2 separate regions of the Homo sapiens genome follow, and region 2 is linked to region 1. The links are chromatin loops, found by intact Hi-C in ENCODE. Cell type or tissue: psoas muscle. All regions are shown on one strand. Each heading gives the region's core, and the rest is flanking DNA. Links, peaks and the distances in the headings are about the cores only.

Region 1 (9,766 bases), core at 3,247-8,246:
TTAGCCCTTCCCATTCTTGCCTGAAAGGAACCCTGAAAAGCGGCAAAGCATCAAATTTCCCCCACTCAGTTTCCGGGAGCTCATCCAATTCTCTACAGGAGGGTGGCCAGCTTTGGGATCAGGATACCAAGAGCCACTGTCCGGAGGCTCAGTCACCTGGGCTCACCCTGAGAGTTGGCATAGGCCCAGGCCCACCTAGCCTCTGGCCCTGCAAGGCGGAGGGATCCAGAACCAGGGCAGGAATGCTTCCAGCACACTCAGGGACCCATGGGCCACCAGGGTGGGCCCCGAGTCCCCACTCAATTGGCCAGGCCAGCAAGCATGGATCCACTCCAGAGGAGCAAGCATGGATCCACTCCAGAGGTTTTGGCTGTCAGCAGAGTGAGCCTTGGGAGCCACACAGGACTTGAGACCCCTTCAACCTGGAAGGCCTTGAAGAGCAGTGGGGGGCTCTCAGCCTTCCTGAGATTAACTGGGTCTCTCCTGACCTGTGAGCAGATAAAAATGAGAAATGGTCACTTCTGGCCTGTTCTGTCTATGGAAAGGACTTCTCACAAGAAAGGACTCAAAGTGACCTTTGGAATTCATTTTTCTCAAAATAAATAAAGCCAGTGAGGTCGCGCAGAGGAAAAAATTGCAGAGGGAATCTGGAAGGAGGGAAGGAGGGAGGGAGAATTCTTCCTGTTCTGACCTTGAGAACACTTTTGGAAATTCAGTCATGCACCACAATCTCTCTGTCAATAATGAGCTGCGTATATGATGGTGGTCCCATACGACGATAGCACCATATTTTTGCTGTAACGTTTCTATGTTTCGACACATGAACAGTGGCCACTGTATTACAGCTGCCTGCATTATTCAGTGTGGCACCATGTTGTTCAGACTTGTGGCCTAGGAGCCACAGGCTGCACCACGTGGCCCAGGCGTGCCGTGGGCTGAACCATCTGGGGGTGGGTAAGTGCACTCCGTGATGTCTGCACAATGAGGTGCATTTTGCAGAAGGCTTCCCCGCTGTTAGGAACCGCGTGCCTACGAGCACCAGAAAAGTGTCCCTTCTAACCAGCGGTCAGGGGCCGCTGGTGATAACCACACGAAGACATCCTCCCCGACATTCCTGTGGCCAAAGAGAAACGTAGAGGACAGAGCCTACTCCCAGGGTGACTCTGTGGCACTCAGGCACGTAGGACACAGGGAGAGAGAGGCTGGAACGTCCCTAGCAGAGGCCTGAGTTGGAGGTGACACCTGCACAGTCCTTCACACAAGCACCTTGCTGCTTCTGACAAGCCCGTGCCCCTCCACACACAGGGAACCCAGGTCAAACCTGCTAACGCGATACCACGTCCCATCCCAAGAGGCACTTCGGACCCTGCAAGGCTGCCAGGCAGCCCCAGCTGCCCCCCACGGTGCAGGCTGAGCCAGGCAGTCCTCTCCCTGATGGCCAGCTAGGGGTGGTTCCATGGTGGCCTGGTTCCCAGGCTGCCTCCGCTCCTCTCCTAGGGGACACTGCTGCCCTCTTCTCCCCACAGATACAGGAGGGGCCTATAGAGGGGCTGCCTGGGAGGGTCCCAAAGGCTTCCCTGGAGAACAAGCGCCTGTCACAGAAAGGAGCCACAGCAGGTGGGGAGGGCGGAACAATGAGCTTGCTCCCATGGGGTCCTGGGAGCTGTGCCGAAGACCCCGCAGGTGGCCAGGCCTGGGCAGCAGCTGCCATGGGCACCGGGCATGACCTTCCCTGGAGGGAACCTCGGTGGGCGCAGCTCCAGCTCCCCAAGTCTAATGGACGTCTGCACAGCCCGCCTTGAATTCCTGAGACCCCTCACACCTAAGGCATCTGGATCAAATTTCTCCACATCTCTCCAGTCTTGCCATCCCACTAAGGGACACCCCACCTCACCAGGTTCTCAGGTCAGAACTGGAGGGCAGCCCCTGTCCCCTCCTTCCCCATACCCGTGAGTCCCAGGAACTGCGAGAAGATTAGATCCCGTGAGGGAGGTCTCCCCAGTCTGCAGCTGCCCCGTGGGTGTTGTGAGCTGGCCCCGAAGCGCCACGGAGTCCCTCAGTCAATTCCTGGCATGTGAGCAGGAAAAGGGAGCACAGAGGAGGAGATGCGGGGGAGCCATTGCAAGGGCAGCCTCTAAAGCCTTTCTCGGTTGGAGTCCCTGATGTCACGATGAGTCGCTGGTGCCATTGGATAACAAGAGTTCCACGCTCAAGGACCGCCCCTCCAGGCCTGGTGGAATCAGCAGTCACGGCTGACTGCCCTGCGCAGTGAAGGGTGGGACCCACTGCCCAGCCACCCAGCATGGAGTGGGGCACTCTGCACACCTCCCGGCAACCTCCGGATGGTGTCACCACATGGCTGGCCCACTGCCACCAGGCCCTGCCCTTTGAGGACTCAGTAGCTTCTAGGGTTCAGTGTTGCTCAAACTTCAGGCGTGGCGGAAGTGCTCTCACAGCACCGTTAGGAAGCGGCCGCAATCATCTTAAGGCATGAGAGTGTCTGATGCTCCTGTGAGGAGACTCCTGAGTGCACACCGCCCCTTCCCCTCGCGACTGGATGCTCCCAGCTCCTCCCGGGCCTCCTGCTGAGTGGAGCTGCAACCCAAACCCAGATTCTTCTAGGAAGAAAATGATGTGATCCGTTGTTCTTGAGCTGCCATTTTCACTGTGTCCAGCCTATCTCACACTGTCCTTCCTCACCCACCGCACGGCAGCCCTGGAGATGTATCAGTGCTGGAGATGTATCAGTGATGGTTTCAACGAACTTCTTGAATTCCTTCCTCCAAATGGTCTTTTTTTCTAAGAAAGCCAGGGTGGTGCAGAGGAGGCAGTGTTTCCTCGCTGACATGTTGGCAGGACAGGAAGGGCTCATTGACTTAAAATACTTCCCATCTGGGAGCAAAAATCCACCCATAGCAAGCCCTCCGTTGAATTAAGGTTTTTGTTTTTCCTCCAAACCACTCCTTTACCAGTAAGAATAGGCCAGGGCAGCACAGGACGTATGGATCCCGCCTGCAGCCACCATGGTGGAGGCAGCCTGAGAAGAGAATGGGTCCCAGCGGGCCCTGCACATCCCAGATGGGCACCCCCCCACACCCCTGCTTACCCCCTGGGTGGACCCACTGCACTGCTGCTGAATTGCGGCCTCACTGCATGCAGCTCCCCAGTGTTTCAGCTTCACAGCTCCATGCTGCGTTCTGAGCTCCCTGCAGGGAGGGACCTGGTTTCCCTCACAACTCCTCCCCCCGACCCTGTTTCCCTCCATTCTGATTAAGGACAAGGGATCCCCATGCAGCCTGGACACCAGGACCAGCAGAAACCTGTGAGCGCCCAGGTCCTGTTGCCATGTCTGTGTGACCTGTGCTAATAAAGAGCAACTTGTGATCGGTGCCCCTTGGGATACCCACGGGATGCCCCACGCCCTCAGGGAGGCCACAGACCCTGCGGGGGTTCCTAAGCTCCGATGTCCAAGTGCTGACCAAGCCCAGCTCCTCTCCTGGGCTCCTCCTAGGCCCTCCTCCGGGAATGTCATTCCATCTCCTGCAGGGCCCAGGCCTCCCCTGGGCCAGGCTCCCACTCGACACCAGCCCCTGCTCCCCAAGACAGACCCCTAGACTGCACGGTCTCACCAGATGAGGTTTCTCGTTGGAACCCTGGGGTCCGGCTCTGCTGCTGCTGAGGCACCGTGCTTCTTCCTGGACCCTCAGGCAGAGGACAGTTCCCTGGTTGATGGCTTAGCTGCATACAGGACCTGATGCAAGTCCACTCTTGCTCTGAGCCTCAGTTTCCCCATGGGGGTGAGCACTGCTCTAGCAGGAATCAGGTGAGGACTAAAAGGGAAATGAGGAGCGCAGGACACTGTCCCTGGGCTGTGGGAGTATTGGATTCCTTGGCCTCGTGACCTGCCTGGCCAGGTCTCCCGGGAGCTCCAGCATCCAGACTCACCCCTGCAAGTCCCACACCAGTCCCACCACCCATGCCAGGCTGTCCATGAGGTGAGGCCCCACTTGCCAGGATGTGGCCCTCTCCGGCCTCCAGCAGGCTCTGCCTGGCTCACTCTGTGCCCTCCGCCCCTCCTCACCTGTGCCTGTCCTGCCAGCCCTGCCCGGTGGGTTCGTCCAGGCTGCTCTGCAGCCCAGGCTGTGTGTCTCTTCTTTTGGCTGCTTGGGGTCTGGCCCCCTCCCCTAGAAGCCGTTCTTTTCTCCATCCCTCTCCTCCCAGCGTCCTTCACCCCCATGCTGGATGGACACCTCCACTACAAGATGGTCCTGGATGCAGGCATCACCTGCCCACGCCTCTGTCTTCTCCTCCCTCAGTGCCACCTCTGCAGGGCATATGACTCCTCCTCTCGAGGGCTCTGAGCTCCCTACACCATATGACAGGAGAACCGTGATAAGCAGATGTTTGCGGAGTGGATGAATGGGAAAAATATTGTAATGGTGGAAACTTCCAATCTCTGGGAAGGGTGATGGGGTGGTATATTGGGTTTATTACAATCTTACCACATAGGCAGGTGACATTAAAGCCAATATGGAGGGCTGACCCTGGGGTCCTGGGCCTCCTCCAGATCCACATGTGGGAGGATTGGGAGGCACCCGTCTGTCCCAAGCAGGGTTCCCAGGTGTGGCTGCACATGGCATCACCAGGACAGCGTTACCCATGACCTTGCTGGGTGCTGCCACGACGCCCCCAAGGGCTCAGGACTGACTGTCACCTGGACAAGGGGACTGGGAGCTCTGCAGGGCCCAACACACAGTCAGACTCAAGAGCTACTGCCCCAAGGTGACCTCACCCAGGGTGTTCCCTGGCCATGACAGCAGACCCTGCGCTCCTCCCTTGGGGTCAGTGCTTCCTCCAGGTACCCCTCCCCGTCTAGGCCCCCTTTCCCTCCAGGTCCCTCCCCACCTCCAGAACCTCCCTCCCCTCCACACCTCCCCTCTCATTCCAGGCCCTTTTCCCTCCAGGTCCCTTCCCAACTTCAGAAAATTCCTTCCCTCCACACCTCCCCTCCCCCTCCAGGTCCCTTTCCCTCCAGGTCCCTCCCCACCTCCAGAACCTCCCTCCCCTCCACACCTTCCCTCCCCTCCAGGCCCCTTTCTTCCAGGTCCCTCCCCACCTCCAGAACCTCCCTCCCCTCCACACCTCCCCCTCTATCCAGGCCCCTTTCCCTCCAGGTCCCTCCCCACCTCCAGAACCTCCCTCCCCTCCACACCTCTCCCCCCATCCAGGCCCCTTTCCCTCCAGGTACCTCCCCACCTCCAGAACACCCCTCCCCTACAGTTCTCCTCTCTCCATCCAGGTCCCCTTTCTCTCCAGGTCCCCCTCCAGTTATGTCCCCCATCCTCCTATACTCCCCTCCCCTATTTACACTATCCCTACGCCTCCTTCCTCCTAGTCCCTCAGCTCCTAAGCCCCCTCTATATGCAGAGAAACCCCTACCTCGACTCACTGCCCCCACCACCATGGGAAAGAAGCTGGAAAAATGGCTGTAGTCAGGGGCCATGCAGAGCTGGAGGGAACACCAAGCGTGAGCCTGCAGGCCGATGGCGAGCGGTCAGGGTGGCAAGGAGGGTGACGGCATCCTTTCAGCCTGGCTTCTGCCTCCACCCCTCAGGGCACCCCAGTTTCTCAGATCCGCTCTGACAATGAATCCGCGCCTTCCGGTCTTGGCTCCCAGCCAGGTCCATGACACTGGGAATACAGCGCTCTAATTAACGGCCCTCATTAATCAGGGCTCAAACCGGGCAGAACTCAGATCCGGCCCGGAGGGGAGATGAGTGCTGGCCGCCCCAACAAAGGCCAGTTTCTGTCTCCGCCAAGCATCCCCGCTGAGCACGGAACCCTGGGCCGGCGAGACCTGGGACCTGATCGGAAGGCACAGGAGACACAGACCCAGGCCTGGGAGAAGCCGTGGAACCAGCACTCTAGGAAGGCTGGAAGGCTGCAGAACATCATTATTTTCTGTGTGCTTCATTGCCCAGAACCTCTCAGCAGTGATCCCACAGCCAACAGAATAAAACCCATGCTCCCAGCTAAATATGGAAAGCCTTGTGATCTGACCCAGGGTAACCCAAGCCCTCCTCCCATCCCTGGCAGCTCCACAAACTGTCTGGTGACAAGCCCAGATAGGCACTCTTGCCTGCCTGTGGGCGTCTAGTGATGCGCCTACAAGGCCAGCTGCACCTCCCCATGCCGGCCACATGTGACCCAGCCAGACCCGGTCATTCCAGAGGACACCACCCTGTGGCCGCTGCTCTAGCAAGGGCAGTGGCTCTGGGCACAGGCTGCCCGGCAGGTCTTCCCTCCTCTGCCCAGGTCAGGTACAGATTTTGTAGATTCAACCTTGTCCTTTGGAATTTGACTTCAGCCAGGCACAGAGGCATCCCCTGCTCCATGCAGCTCTGCACTGGGCCTCTGGCTCATGGGCCCTCCTCACCAGCACCCACTCCCCGCCCCGATCCTCACTGCACAGCACCCATGCGCCCTCCGATGCTCTGCTAGGCCAAGGCTTCTTTGTGCTCCTGGCGTCTGAGCACTTTCTCCATGGACTTGCACAGCAATGTATTAGAGCATCAGTATAGTGCATCTCACAGTCTGCCAGTTACTATTGTTATTCAAAACAATCCTTTATCTCTCCCAGATTTTAACTACCTTGAAGACAGGGCTTTAATGAGTCCCACTCATTCCACCAGTGTTCAGCACCATCTCCATAACAAACAGATACAGGTAAAATGTATCAGAAATGTCCTTATTTTTAAATAAGAAGTCAAGGATTGGATTTAGGACTACAGGACCCCATGCTCTGACTTATTTTTAGATTTTAGAAGAAAGGAGACACTTTTTTTTTTTTTTTTTTTTTTTTGAGACAGAGTCTCTTCTGTTACCCAGGCTGGAGATTCTCCTGCCTCAGCCTGAGACTACAGGCGTGCGCCACCACACCCAGCTAATTTTGTATTTTTAGTAAAGGCAGGGTTTCACCATGTTGCACAGGCTGGTCTTGAACTCCTGACCTCAAGTGATCCACTGGTCTCGGCCTCCTAAAATGCTGAGATTCTAGGTGTGAGCCACTGCACCTGGCCACACTTTTCAAGATAATTCGCCCTCACCTTAGCATCTGAATGCATCCATAACAGGTAAATCTTATAGGTAACCAAAGATATGACAGAATTATCCTTTTGACTTTGTTATCTTACAGATCATTTTCAAAGGCATGGTGATTGTTCCAAGCCAGCACAGCCAGGACATCTGTTGACAAAGGCACCTGACGTGGGGTGGAGCCCCTGTTCCAAAGGTCCCAGGCCTTGGGTGAAGCAGACAGTGGGATTCATTCAGCTCCCAAGGTTGCCACTGGGACAAAATTAATTTGGGCCTCAATATTAATTCATGCTCATCTGATGTATCTCTTTCTCCTACAAGCAGAGCACAGCCTACCATGCAGGGCAGTGAAGCCGCCCCTTATTTCCAGATGACGGGGCACTCGCTCTATCTCCAGCGGACATGGATTTACCCAACAGCATCAGCTGAACCTGCACTGAGCATAACAAAATGCAGGTAGCACGCAGCTCTTCACAGGATGGTTTCAACTGTGGAATCATGGAAAAGCATGAAACGTGCAGTCAGCTATCCATGTTGAGTCCTGGCTCCATCATTTGATTAGTTGAAAGACCTTGGTGGAAACTGAATCTCTTTGAATCTCACTTTCCCTATCTGTAAATTGGATTTAAAGACACCCATCCTACTTATGCCAGACTTGCCTCAAATGTCAAGATGACAATAGAGAAAGCGCAAAGAAGCCTCCCTCTGCAGTAAAGAGAAAATATCTACCCAAAGACCAGGCAGCATGTCACGGGTTCTCGGGAATGCCAGTCTCTTCTCCCACCTCATTCCCATGGAAACCTGTGTGAGGCTGGTTGCAGGCGGGAAAAGGACGACAGTGGAGCCTCAGACCTGGCAGAGTCCCTGGGTGAACGCAGGGCTGGGAAGATGTAAGAAGCCAGTTACCTCCAGAAGGCACGGCTCCTGGTAGGCTGACTGCTAAACTGGAAACAAGACTTCTGTGGGCAGAAGGGACAACTGGGAACCAAGAGAGCAGCATCCCGAGTCACAGAAAGAAACAAAGGAGTTGCAGGCACAGCGAGGACCAAGCAGGCGTCTTCTGGACGGTGCCAGCCCTGCCTCTGCCATAGCCCTGCCCACAACAAGCGTCCCCGCCCCTGGCAAGTATCCCTTCTCCACGGCAAGTGTCCCCACCCTACGCCATCTCACCGGAGCCAGATGACTCCCAGCAAAGGCTGCAGCGATGGGAGAGTCCAGGTACTGCACCTGCCATCATTAGTCTCTGCTTCCACGAGATGGTCCAGGAGGCCTCCCCTCCATGCCTATTTTTATGCTAATTCCAGGGTAATTGGCTTATGGTTGTCCCCACATCAAAAACAAAAACACCCTGGGCTGTCGATCACCTTTCGGTCTACTCTAAGCTCTGGGGCTACTACTTCTTTAATTGGGAAGAATGGGCGTTTTGCTTTTTTTTTTTTTTTAAGCTCCAAATGGTTGTTTTCATCCCCCAATCACTGGCTCAGGTATTCTCTAAACTTTATTTGCTGCCTCCAGCCAAACTTAGACCAGGGCTCTGAGTCAGAAATCTAGTCGACAATCTCTGTTTCCTTTATCCTGGCCCTCCTGTGACACAATAGAAATATATTTGGTCTTCGTCCCTGGTTCCTGGCATGGCGCTCTTAAGCGCTTTGAATTTTCTGAATGGTAGGAGTGACTTTGGTTATTCACAGAGAACCCCCTCTAACATACATGAGTTTAGGCTAATGTGGTGACGCACTGTGAGGGGGCCTTGGAGGGCTTCAGGAAGGGGGCTGATCACCAGACGAACAAGCATGTGCCCCTGATTAGAGGGTTAGAACTTTCACCCCAGCCCCATCCTCCCTGAAGGGAAGAAACACTACAGGTTGAGCTCAATCACCAACGGCCGATGATTGAATCCACCGTGTCTCAGCAATGAAACTCCATCTAAAAATACCGAAACAAGGAGGCTTGAGGGGCTTCTGGGTTGTTGAATGCAGGCAGACGCAGGGGCATTGAATTAGTCTGTTTTCACACTGCTGATAAAGACATACCTGAGACTGGGTAATTTATAAAGAAAACGAGGTTTAACGGACTCACAGTTCCACGTGGCTGGGGAGGCCTCATAATCATAACAGAAGGCAAAAGGCACGTCTACATGGTGGCAGCAACAGAGGATGAGAGCCAAGTGAAAGGGATTTCCCCTTATAAAACCATCAGGTCTCGCGAGACTTATTCACTACCATGAGAACAGTATGGGGAAAACCGCCCCCGTGACTCAACTATCTCCAGCTGGGTCCCTCCCACAACACGTGGGAATTACGGGAGCTACAATTCAAGATGAGATTTGGGTGGGGACACAGCCAGACCATATCAGAGGTGGAGCACCCAGTGAGGGCACGGAGCTCCTGCCCCCTCCCCAGACCTTGCCTCATGTGCTTCTCATCTGGCCATTCATTCCTGTCCTTTTGAATAAACCAGTAATCGTAAGCATAAAGCTTTCCTGAGTTCTGTGGCTTGCTCTCGAAAATTATCAAACTTGAGGAGGGTCGTAGGAATCCTCAAATATACAGCTGCTTGATCAGAAGTGCAGGTGGTCCCCAGGACTTGGAGCTGGCATCTGGAGTGAGAGCATTCTTGTGTGTCTGAGCCCCTAAGCCCGTGGGTTCAGCATTAACTCCAAGTGGTTAGC
Region 2 (9,766 bases), core at 1,886-6,885, 110 kb before region 1:
ACTGTGGTGACGTGGCAGGAAACTCATTGGGTGGTATTCACGGTTCCTCCATGGTCAAAATAAACACCTGTACCCAGGTGGTTGCTGCCCTCCTTCATGTTCTTCCTCTCCTGCCCATCTCTGCAAATTCTCTGTTCCCTCATGGTTAAAACATTCCTGAGGATGCCCCTCTTGCTTCCTGAAAATGTCCAGTGACCTATCCATAAAAATCCCACCATCTGCTAGGTGAGACGTAAGGCCTGGGGAGAACCCCCTGGGGTAGGTGATTTTTATCAACACTGCAAGATAGAGAAATACAACTCAGGGTCCACAGTCAGGCTGCAGAAATGTCATCTAATCTCCCAGTCACACTTGTTCAAAATCAGTTTCCTCATCTGTGCAGAGTAGGTAGTGATTGAACTAACTCCTTGTGTAGACTGTGGAATGGCAGGGGTTTTAAACAAAATTTTCTGAAGTGGGGATAATATTATTGAATTTCTTGTAGAATCATTATGAGATTGGCCATTTCAAAATAGATAGAATTAACAATCTTCATGTAAACAGGCTTGCACCAGAACAAAAAGCAAAACCAAAAATACAAAGACAGTGAGGATAAATAAAGCAGGCCAGATTAACAGCATCTAGTGTCTTCAAAATAGAGTGAGCAAGAGATGACCAGTCCTGCACTGCAGTAGTCAAATCTCACACTACTATAAAGAGCTACCTGAGACTGGGTAGTTTAGGAAGAAAAGAGGTTTAATCAATTCAGTTCCACAGTTTTTACAGGAAGCAAGGCTGGTAAGGCCTCAGGAAACTTACAATCATGGCAGAAGGTGAAAGGGAAGCAAGCACATATTCACAGAGCCAGCAGGAGAGAGAGGGAGAGAGTGAGACCACACACTTTCAAACAACCAGATCTCATGAGAGCTCATTCACTATCACAACAACAGCAAAGGGAATGTACACCTCCATGATCCAATCACCTTCATTTTATTCCATGGGGAATACAATTCAACATGAGACTTGGGTGGGGGCAGAGTCGAACCATATCATTCCACCTCTGGCCCCTCCCAAATCTCATGTCCTTCTCATATTTCAAAACACAATCATGCCTTCCCAACAGTCCCCTAAAGTCTTAACTCATTCCAGCATTAACTCAAATGTCCAAGTCCAAAGTCTCATCTGAAACGAGGCAAGTCCCTTCCACCTATGAGTCTGTAAAATCAAAAACAGGGTTACTTCCAAGTTACAGGCATTGGGTAAATTCTCCTATTCCAAATGGGATAAATTGGCCAAAACAAAGGGTCTACAGGCCCCATATATGTTCAACACCCAGCAGGGAAGTAATTAAATGTTAAAGCGCAAAGGTAATCTCCTTTGACTCCATGTCTCATATTCAGGCCACATTGATACAACGGGTGGTCTCCCAAGGCCTTGGACACCTCTGCCCTGTGTCTGTGTAGAGCTCAACTCCCATGGCTTCTCTCAAGGTTTGGCATTGAGTTTCTGTAGCTTTTACAGAGGCACAGTGCAAGCTGTCTGTGAATCTACCATTTTGGGGGCTGGAGGATGGTGGCCCTATTCTCACAGTTCCACTGGGCAGTGCCCCAGTGGAGACCCCTCACATTCCCCTAGTAGAGAACTCCACACTGCTCTAGTAGAGGTTCTCTATGAGGTCTCCACCCCTGAAACAGGCTTCTGCCTGGACATCCAGACATTTCCCTACATTCTCTGAAATCTAGGTGGGGGCTCCCAAGCCTCAACTCTTGCCCTCTGTACACCCACTGGCTTAATACCATGTGGAAGCCACCAAGGTTTCTTATGGCTTGCAACCTCTGGGGCAGTGGCCTGAGACATATCTGGGGTCCTTTTAACCATGGCTGGAGCTGTAGTGGCTGGGAAACAGGGTGTCATGTCCAAAAGCTGCACAGAGCAGTGGGGCCCTGGGCCCGGCCTGGTCCATAAAACCATTTTTCTCTCTTAGGTCTCCAGGGAGGCCTCCTGTGGTGGGAGGGGCTGCTGTGAAGGTCTCTGAAATGCCTTGGAAGTATTTTCCCCATCATCTTGGCTATTAACATTTGGATCTTTTTTACTTATGCAAATTTCTGAAGCTGGCTCAAATTCCTCCCACTGAAAATGGGTTTTTCTTTCCTACCACATGGCCAGGATGCAAATTTTTCAAACTTTTATGCTCTGCTTCCCTTTTAAATATAAATTTCAGTTTCAGGTAATTTTTTTTGCTCATGAATATGAGCACACCCTGTCAGAAGCAGCCAGGCCAAATATTGAACACATTGCTGCTTAGAACTTTCATTCACCAGATACCCTAAATCATGTCTCTTAAGTTCAAAGTTCCATAGATCCCTCAAGCAGGGGCACAATGCTGCCAGGCTCTTTGCTAAAGCATAGCAAGAGTGACCTTTACTCTAATTCTCAATAATTTCCTAATCTCCATCTGAGACCACCTCAGTCTGGACTACACTGTTCATATCATTATCAGCATTTGGGTCACAACCATTCAACAAGTCTCCAGGAAGTTCCAACCTTTCTTACATCTTCCTGTCTTCTGAGCCCTCTAAACTGTTCCAACCTCTGCCCATTAGCCATTTCCAAAGTCACTTCACATTTTCAGGTCTCTTTATAGCAATGCCCCAGTTCTCTTGAACCAATTTCCTGTATTAGTTTGTTCTCACACTGCTGTAAAGATATATCTGAGACTGGGTAATTTATAAAGAAAAGAGGTTTAATAGGCTCACGGTTCTGTGGGCTATGCAAGCTTCTGCTTCTGGGGAGGCCTCAGAAAACTTACAATCATGATGGAAGGTGAAAGGGGAGCAGGCAGGTCTTTACATGGTCAGAGGGAGAGAGAGAGAAAGAGAATGACAGAGGAAGTGCTACACACTTTTGCACAACCTGATCTCACGAGAACTCACTATCATGAGAACAGCAAGGGAGAAATCTGGCCCCATGATCTGATCATCTTTCACTAGGTCTCTCCCTCAACATTGGCGATTACAATTCAACATGAGATTTTGGTGGGGACACAGAACCACACCATCTCACACACATCTGGATCACAGAGGCGCAGTGCAGTATGTGCTGGAGACAAGAGCTAGGGGCACGGGAAAGTCAGCTCTGGAATCTCACCACGTTGCCTGGGAATCCATTGCTGGGATTGAGCTGTGGAAGCAGGAGGTGAAGGATATGCAGCAGGGGACCCCTGAGGGCAGCAGACCAAGCAGGGTCGGCCTTAGGAAGGATGGAACAGGAGACACACAGGAAAGTGAGTCCTGGACCAGGATAAGGTGGGCGTCACCCCCACAGCAGAGCCCGGGGAATGATGGCTCCAGCTTGCTATCAAGGCTGTGGGGAGGGACAGACAGCAGGTATGACATCACTCTCCAGACGTTCCTGGTGCAGGAGAGCTCAGGAACCCTTTACTTTATTGCTGGGTTACAAAGTAAACCCAGGCTTTACTTTGTTGCTGTCTTTGTCATTTGTTTATTTGTTTTAGCTCTGCCTTCCTGGTTTTCTTCCCAGAATCTCCATTCCTTATCCAAATTAACTCCCCTTTGGATAGAGTTTAGCCAGTGCTGTGTGCTGATTGTGTCCCCAAAGGGACACATCCAAGTGTTAACCTTGGTGCCTGTGAGTGCGACCTTGTTTGGAATAGGGCGTGTGCAGATGTCATCAAGGTAGGATTTCAGGTAGACCCTATGACCAGTCGCTGGCTTCTTGACGGAAGGGGTGAGGTCACAGAGCCTCATGCAGAGGGAGGACGGCCCGATGGCGATACAGGCAGAGACGGCAGTAATGCGGCCATGGACTGGAGAAGACCTGGAACCACCAGGAGCCAGAAGAGTCAAGGAGGGATTCTCCCCCAGAGATTGTGGAGGAAGCATGGCCCTGCCAACACCTGCATTTGGCTTCCAGCCCAGCACTGTGAGACAATAACTGTGTGTTGTTTGAAGCCACCACATGTGTGAATGTGTCACAGCAGCCCTAGGTAGACCAGGCAGCCAGGCGCTGCGGCTGGGTCCAGTGAGGGCACGCACTCTGCTGATTTTGGTTTTTTTTTTTCTTGAGGCGGAGTCTCGCTCTGTCACCCAGGCTGGAGTGCAGTGGCGTGATCTCGGCTCACTGCAAGCTCCGCCTCCTGGGTTCACGCCATTCTCCTGCCTCAGCCTCCTGAGTAGCTGGGACAACAGGCACGTGCCACCACACCCAGCTAATTTTTTGAATTTTTAGTAGAGATGGGGTTTCACCATGTTGGCCAGGATGGTCTCGATCTCCTGACCTCGTGATCCGCCCTCCTTGGCCTCCCAAAGTGCTGGGATTACAGGCTCTGCTGACATTTTGTTTTGCAGCCCTGCTGAGCTGGCTGCCCTGGGGCCCCTGCTTTCTAGCCTGAAGCTTCCTGAGCTAGTGTTTAGAGGAGACACTTTTAAACAACCAGATCTCATGACCCAGTGCTCACTGCCCAGAAGACTTGGTGCCAAGGCCTGGCCGAGAGGCTGCCTGGCCAGCTTTCAGATGAATCAGGAAGTGCAGGGCCCAGTAATGAGCCTCTCCTGAGTTGCCGGCAGGAGTCAAGGCAGACGAGGCAGCCCTTGTCATCCACACGAGCTCCCCAGGCAGCCCACGTCAGTCCCGGCAACTGAAATGGCTGCACAAGCTCTTGTTTATATTGCACCAAGCTCTGATTACCTCCCCAGTCCCCACCAGCACACACACACCTGCACATTACCCGCCTGTCCCTGGTGCTCGCAGCTTGTGCTGTCCCTGGAGCATTCACAACCAAGAGCCGCAGCTGTGTCTGCTCGTCCCAGCCTCCCAGCCTCAACAGCCACACAGACTTGCAGGGACAGGGCTGGCAGGTTAGGAGGCCACTCTCCACATAAGACAATTCCCTGTTTGTGCTGCAGGGCGGAGCCAGCTGTGGCGATGTCTGCTTTCCCGTGGGGGTTGCAGGCTTATAGGACACCTGCCCGCACTCTGGGGAAAGGTAGCTCATGGCCCCAGAAGGAATGTCCCAGGCAGTTGGGGACCCGCTCCTCCACGCCCATCCTCCCCTTGGTCCTGAGCTCCCAGGGTATCTGTCCTGATGACCCAGACCCCTGGGAGGCCCTGAGCCCTCACCTGCCCTAGCAGGGTACAAACCCTCTTCTCTGTGACTCATGTGAGCAGAAGCTGAGCAAACACAGGAGTCTCTCCTGCCAAAAACGAGAGCCGTGCATCCAACACAAGTCATCCAGTTCAACCACTTTCTAGCTGGGAGACGCAGGGCAAATAACATATCCTCTGTGAGTCTCAGTCTTTCTGTTTTAGAAACGAGGAGTATGATTCTTACCTTAGAGAGTTACTGCGAGAATGAAATCAGATGCACTGCACCAAGCGTCCAGTGCAGTGCTCTCGGCGAGTGAGCCCTCTGAAGGTGCAGTTCCTCCACTCGCCAACCTTTCCAGTAAACAATACACACTGCTTACCATTTATTTCTGAGGATTTTTCCTGGCAAATTATTTCACACTGGGAAGCACAACTATTTCAATGCACCTAGAGTCTTCAAAAAAGTACAAAAGTGAGCCAAAAAAAGTCACCTTAGTTCTGTCTCAGCAAACGTCAAAACTTCATTGGTCTCTCAAGCCCCTGTTCTGCCTAAGAGTTCTTGCATGTAAGATGGGGCACTTCTGCGGGACCTCAGGGGCTGAGAAGGCAGCCACACACGCCTGAGGACCCCCTCCCCTCGGAGTGGCGTCTGTGTGGTAAGGGTCTTGCCGGGTTGCCGAGAGTCATGGGGAGGGAAGTCAGGTGTAGTGCCCACCTCCGGCATCTGCCAGTGTCTACCTTTTGGTTACTGGCCTCTGAGCCTCTGCCCCTCAGCAGGTTGGGGGTTGTACATCGCCACTGACAGGTAGATCGACGAAAGTCCCGCTGTCCTCATGATCTCGGCCACCGTACCTGGCCACATCCACCGTGCACCCTCTCCCAGAGCCGCTGTGCACCATGGGCAGCCCCCTCCTTTTCCAAGCAGCTGCCCGGAGTCCTGTACCTCCCTGTGGGGCCGGGAGACGAAGGCTGTACTTGGGAATCACTGCACTTATGACTCAGTCGGGCATTGACTGTGTGCCTGGAGAAGGTCCCGGGACTCCTGCTCAGGGAGGGAGCACTTTTCACCCCAGCTCCCAGTAAAGGTCAGTGTGAGTGTGTGGGTGTCCCACGTCCTCCCTGTGTGGGAGTGTGTGAGGGCGTCACACAGGACACACACGCAGAGACAAGGAATACACTCACACACACTCACACACAGAGAGGACACGGGATACACTCTCCATACTCAGACACACACAGGGCATGGGACACTCACACACACGCACGGAGAAGACACAGGACCCTCTCACATTCACACGTGCAGACAGGACACCCCCCCACACACACAGAAAAGGACATGGGACTCTCACACACAGAGAGGACACAGGACACACACACACGCAGACAGTACACCCTCAGACACACAGAGAGGACATGGGACCGTCTCACACACCGAGAGGACACAAAACACTCTCACACACACAGAGAGGACACAGCACCCTCTCACACTCGTAGACATGACACTCTCAGACACAAACAGAGAGGACATGGGACACTCACACATGCAGAGAGGACACGGGACACACACACGCAGAGAGGACATGGGACACTCACACTCACACACAGAGAGGACATGGGACACTCTCCATACTGAGACACACCCAGAGGGCATGGGACACACTCTCATATGCTCACACACACAGGCTATACACTGACATTTTTCCACGCACATGAAGAGGACCCCCTCTCACACACACATACACTGAAGACATGGGACACATTCTCACACACAGAACACAGGAGGCACTCATGTACTCACACATAGTCACACACTCACACAGAAGACACAGGACACACTCACATACACACAGATACAGACAGCACACACACAGGACGTGGGACTCGCTCTCACACACACACATGCACACAGAAAATACGGGGCACAGTCACAGACTCACGCATGGGGGACACACTCATATACTCACACAGACAGCACACAGTCACACACACCTAGTAGCACACATACACTTTGCACACATCTGTACACACACCCCACACGTGTGCACACACCCCACACGAGCACATCCCCCCACGCGTGCACACACACACATATGCACGCACCCCGCACACCTGCACACTCACTCTCATCTCTACTTCTCTGAAGCCATCACCCGGGCAGGTCCACCTGAGGCTGCCTTTCTCTCCATAAGAGGATTTCCTGGCTTCCACCTCTCAGTCCCCACTGCCGTGCTGTCCAGTGTGAGTGGCTGCCTCTGGCCCTGCTAGGGCCGTCGTCTGCTCTCTGGGTCACAGGCTGCCTGGTCCACCGGCTGCACCCCTATAAGTTCTCGTGAGACCTGCAGAGCCCTGGGCCCTGGCCTGCCCATGCCCACCCACCGGGGAGCTCCTTGGCTCAGGCTCACAGGTTCCAAGGCCTCCGAGTTACTCGGGCTGTGCACAGGCCGCCAGCTCACTCACACAGACAGAGGCCCTCGCTGACTCACACAGTGGCCGCCAGCTCACACACAGACAGAAGCCCTCGCTCACTCACACAGAGGCCGCCAGCTCACTTACACAGACAGAGGCCCCCAGCTCATTCATGCAGACGGAGGCCACTGGCTCACTCACATGGACGGAGACCGCCAGCTCACTCACAGAGACAGAAGCCGCTGACTCACACAGGCAAAGGTCCCTGGCTCACCACACAGACGGAGGCCCCCGGCTGACTCACAGATGGAGGACACGGGGCTCCTGGGTTTCCCTCCTGCCGACAGCTGGAGCGACCGGGGCAGGCCTCACCTTCGTGGGAAGGGGAGTCAGGTGCCCTTCCACAGCAGGGGGTCTAGACACAGCCCTGCCTCACGGAACCCAGCCCCGGCTCACCTCCTTCCCCAAGGCCTCACTGTGCCCAGCCCCATACCCAGCACACGCAGGCCCTCAAGGACACTCTACTCTCAGGGACATGTGCCCTATGCACCAGGCCAGCTTGGCCACACCCAACCCTTCTTTCACTGTCCAGGCCCAATGAGGCCTTCTCCTCGAGTCCTCCTGGACTCCCGGGAGGTGCCAGGTTCCCTCTGCATCCCGACTGCTGGCTGCCACTCCCCTCACCTCGCTACTGAATGCACTCATTTTCCTGGGCTCATGGCTACCACGCTGAAGTCGGCCCCTTCGTCGGTCTTCCTGCTGCACCCTTCCTCTCCACACCATGCTCTCCATTCCGGGATCTCACACGTGCATTTGATAAGTTACAAGTGCTTGTTGAGAAATGCCGGTGTCCTGTCCCATCTCCATGAAAGCCGAGGTGGGCCCCTGGGTGCCTGCACGCAGAAGACCCTCTAAATCCTTACAGAACAGGTTACTCTCTGCATTCCCAGAATGGAGCAGTGCCTGGGATAGAGCAAGGGCCTCAAACGTGCCTGTCCACTGAAACTGGAACTGGTGAAGCTCCCAATTTAACAGCATGTAGATACCATGCATAGCAGTACCGAGGTGTTAGAGTTCTGTGTATGTGCTCCATTTCACTTACTTTCTCCATTTTTCCCCGCATTGATTTGCCTCAAATGGTGAAAACATCATTGCATATTTTAGACAGAGCAAAGCCACAAAGAGGTTCCTATTACTTAAAACCTATTATTAACACCAAGCGCTCCCCAAAGCCAGGTGTAGGATATATTTATACCACATTTAACTGTTTGAATTTCAATTTCAAATGGATAACACATGGACTGAGCAATCATGCAAAGGCATTCCTCTTCCTGGGCATGGGGACGAGGCTGTTTGTTGTTTGTTTGTTTGTTTTGAGACAGAGTCCCGCCCTATTGCCCAGGCTGGAGTACAGTGCTGTGATCTCAGCTCACTGCAACCTCCGCCTCCAGGATTCAAGCAATTTTCATGCCTCAGCCGCCCGAGTAGCTGGGATTACAGGCATGTAACACCACACCCAGCTAATTTTTGTATTTTTTAATAGAGACAGGGTTTCGCCATGTTGGCCAGGCTGGTCTGGAACTCCTGACCTCAAGTGATCTGCCTGCCTCGGCCTCCCAAAGTGCTGGGATTACAGGTGTGAGCCACCGTGCCCGGCCATGCTGCTGTCTTTGTAGAGAAAGCTTCAGTCCCATGCCAGACCTAGAGGGCCACAGCCTCTGTCCTGAACTTGGCCACTTCAGCTCACTCTTTGACTTTTGTAATAGCCCTTAAGTGACTTCACTGATCCCCACCTGTGGCAGTGAAAGCTGAATGTACACTATGCACTGTGCTGAGCAGTTACTACTATCTGAAGGCTACCTGGAAACACATGCGAAGCTTTGAGGGGTCTTTGCCCATAAACCCCGACACCTTCCAGCAAGGGTCCTCTTCCGGACGGCAGTGGGTTGCCTTGAGACTCAAGTTCACAACCAGGCTAGGAGATGAGGACTCCCAAGCTCTCCATTCAGAACCTCCAGATGGGACAGGAGCCCAGACCTGCATTCTGCAGGCCCATGCTGAGGTTTATTGTCAAATGCAAGGGAGGGTCGGTTACGGGTTCCCCAGGTGATATGGAGGGCACCAGTCACAGTGACCACCTGTCAAATGGAGGTGATGATTTAATGCAGCAGACGTGTTGTGGAAACGCAGAGATCTCCGATACACATTCCTGGCTAGCAGTAGCTGCTCAAGAAACATCACTCCCCATTTTGTAACACTGCAGCCTATGTGCAGG

The links. Peaks named below come from ENCODE experiments on the same cell type or tissue, not always from the same donor. Only the 100,000 strongest peaks of a DNase experiment are listed, where the experiment ranks them.
Region 2: it touches region 1 in a loop (3-fold over the local background); 5 of 110 quality-filtered maps call a loop at or near these places.

The regions. Positions count from the first base shown.
Region 1 is chr2:2,763,994-2,773,759 of GRCh38, forward strand. The region is part of intron 2 of LOC105373390 (a long non-coding RNA gene); the gene reads right to left. Among named protein-coding and RNA genes, the nearest start is that of LINC01250, 360 kb to the right of the region's middle. RefSeq lists an enhancer at 7,704-8,221. In psoas muscle, for the core only: a CTCF peak has its summit at 6,229; DNase peaks (open chromatin) are centred at 5,663 and 6,158; H3K4me3 peaks cover 445 bases; H3K27ac peaks cover 1,082 bases.
Region 2 is chr2:2,657,764-2,667,529 of GRCh38, forward strand. LOC107985839 (a long non-coding RNA gene) reads right to left here and starts at 6,387. Exons shown (of 3, transcript XR_001739253.1): 1 at 5,330-6,387. RefSeq lists enhancers at 1-141, 4,076-4,577, 6,930-7,622. In psoas muscle, for the core only: no CTCF peak of the experiment used is centred there; DNase peaks (open chromatin) are centred at 4,508 and 6,083; H3K27ac peaks cover 1,220 bases.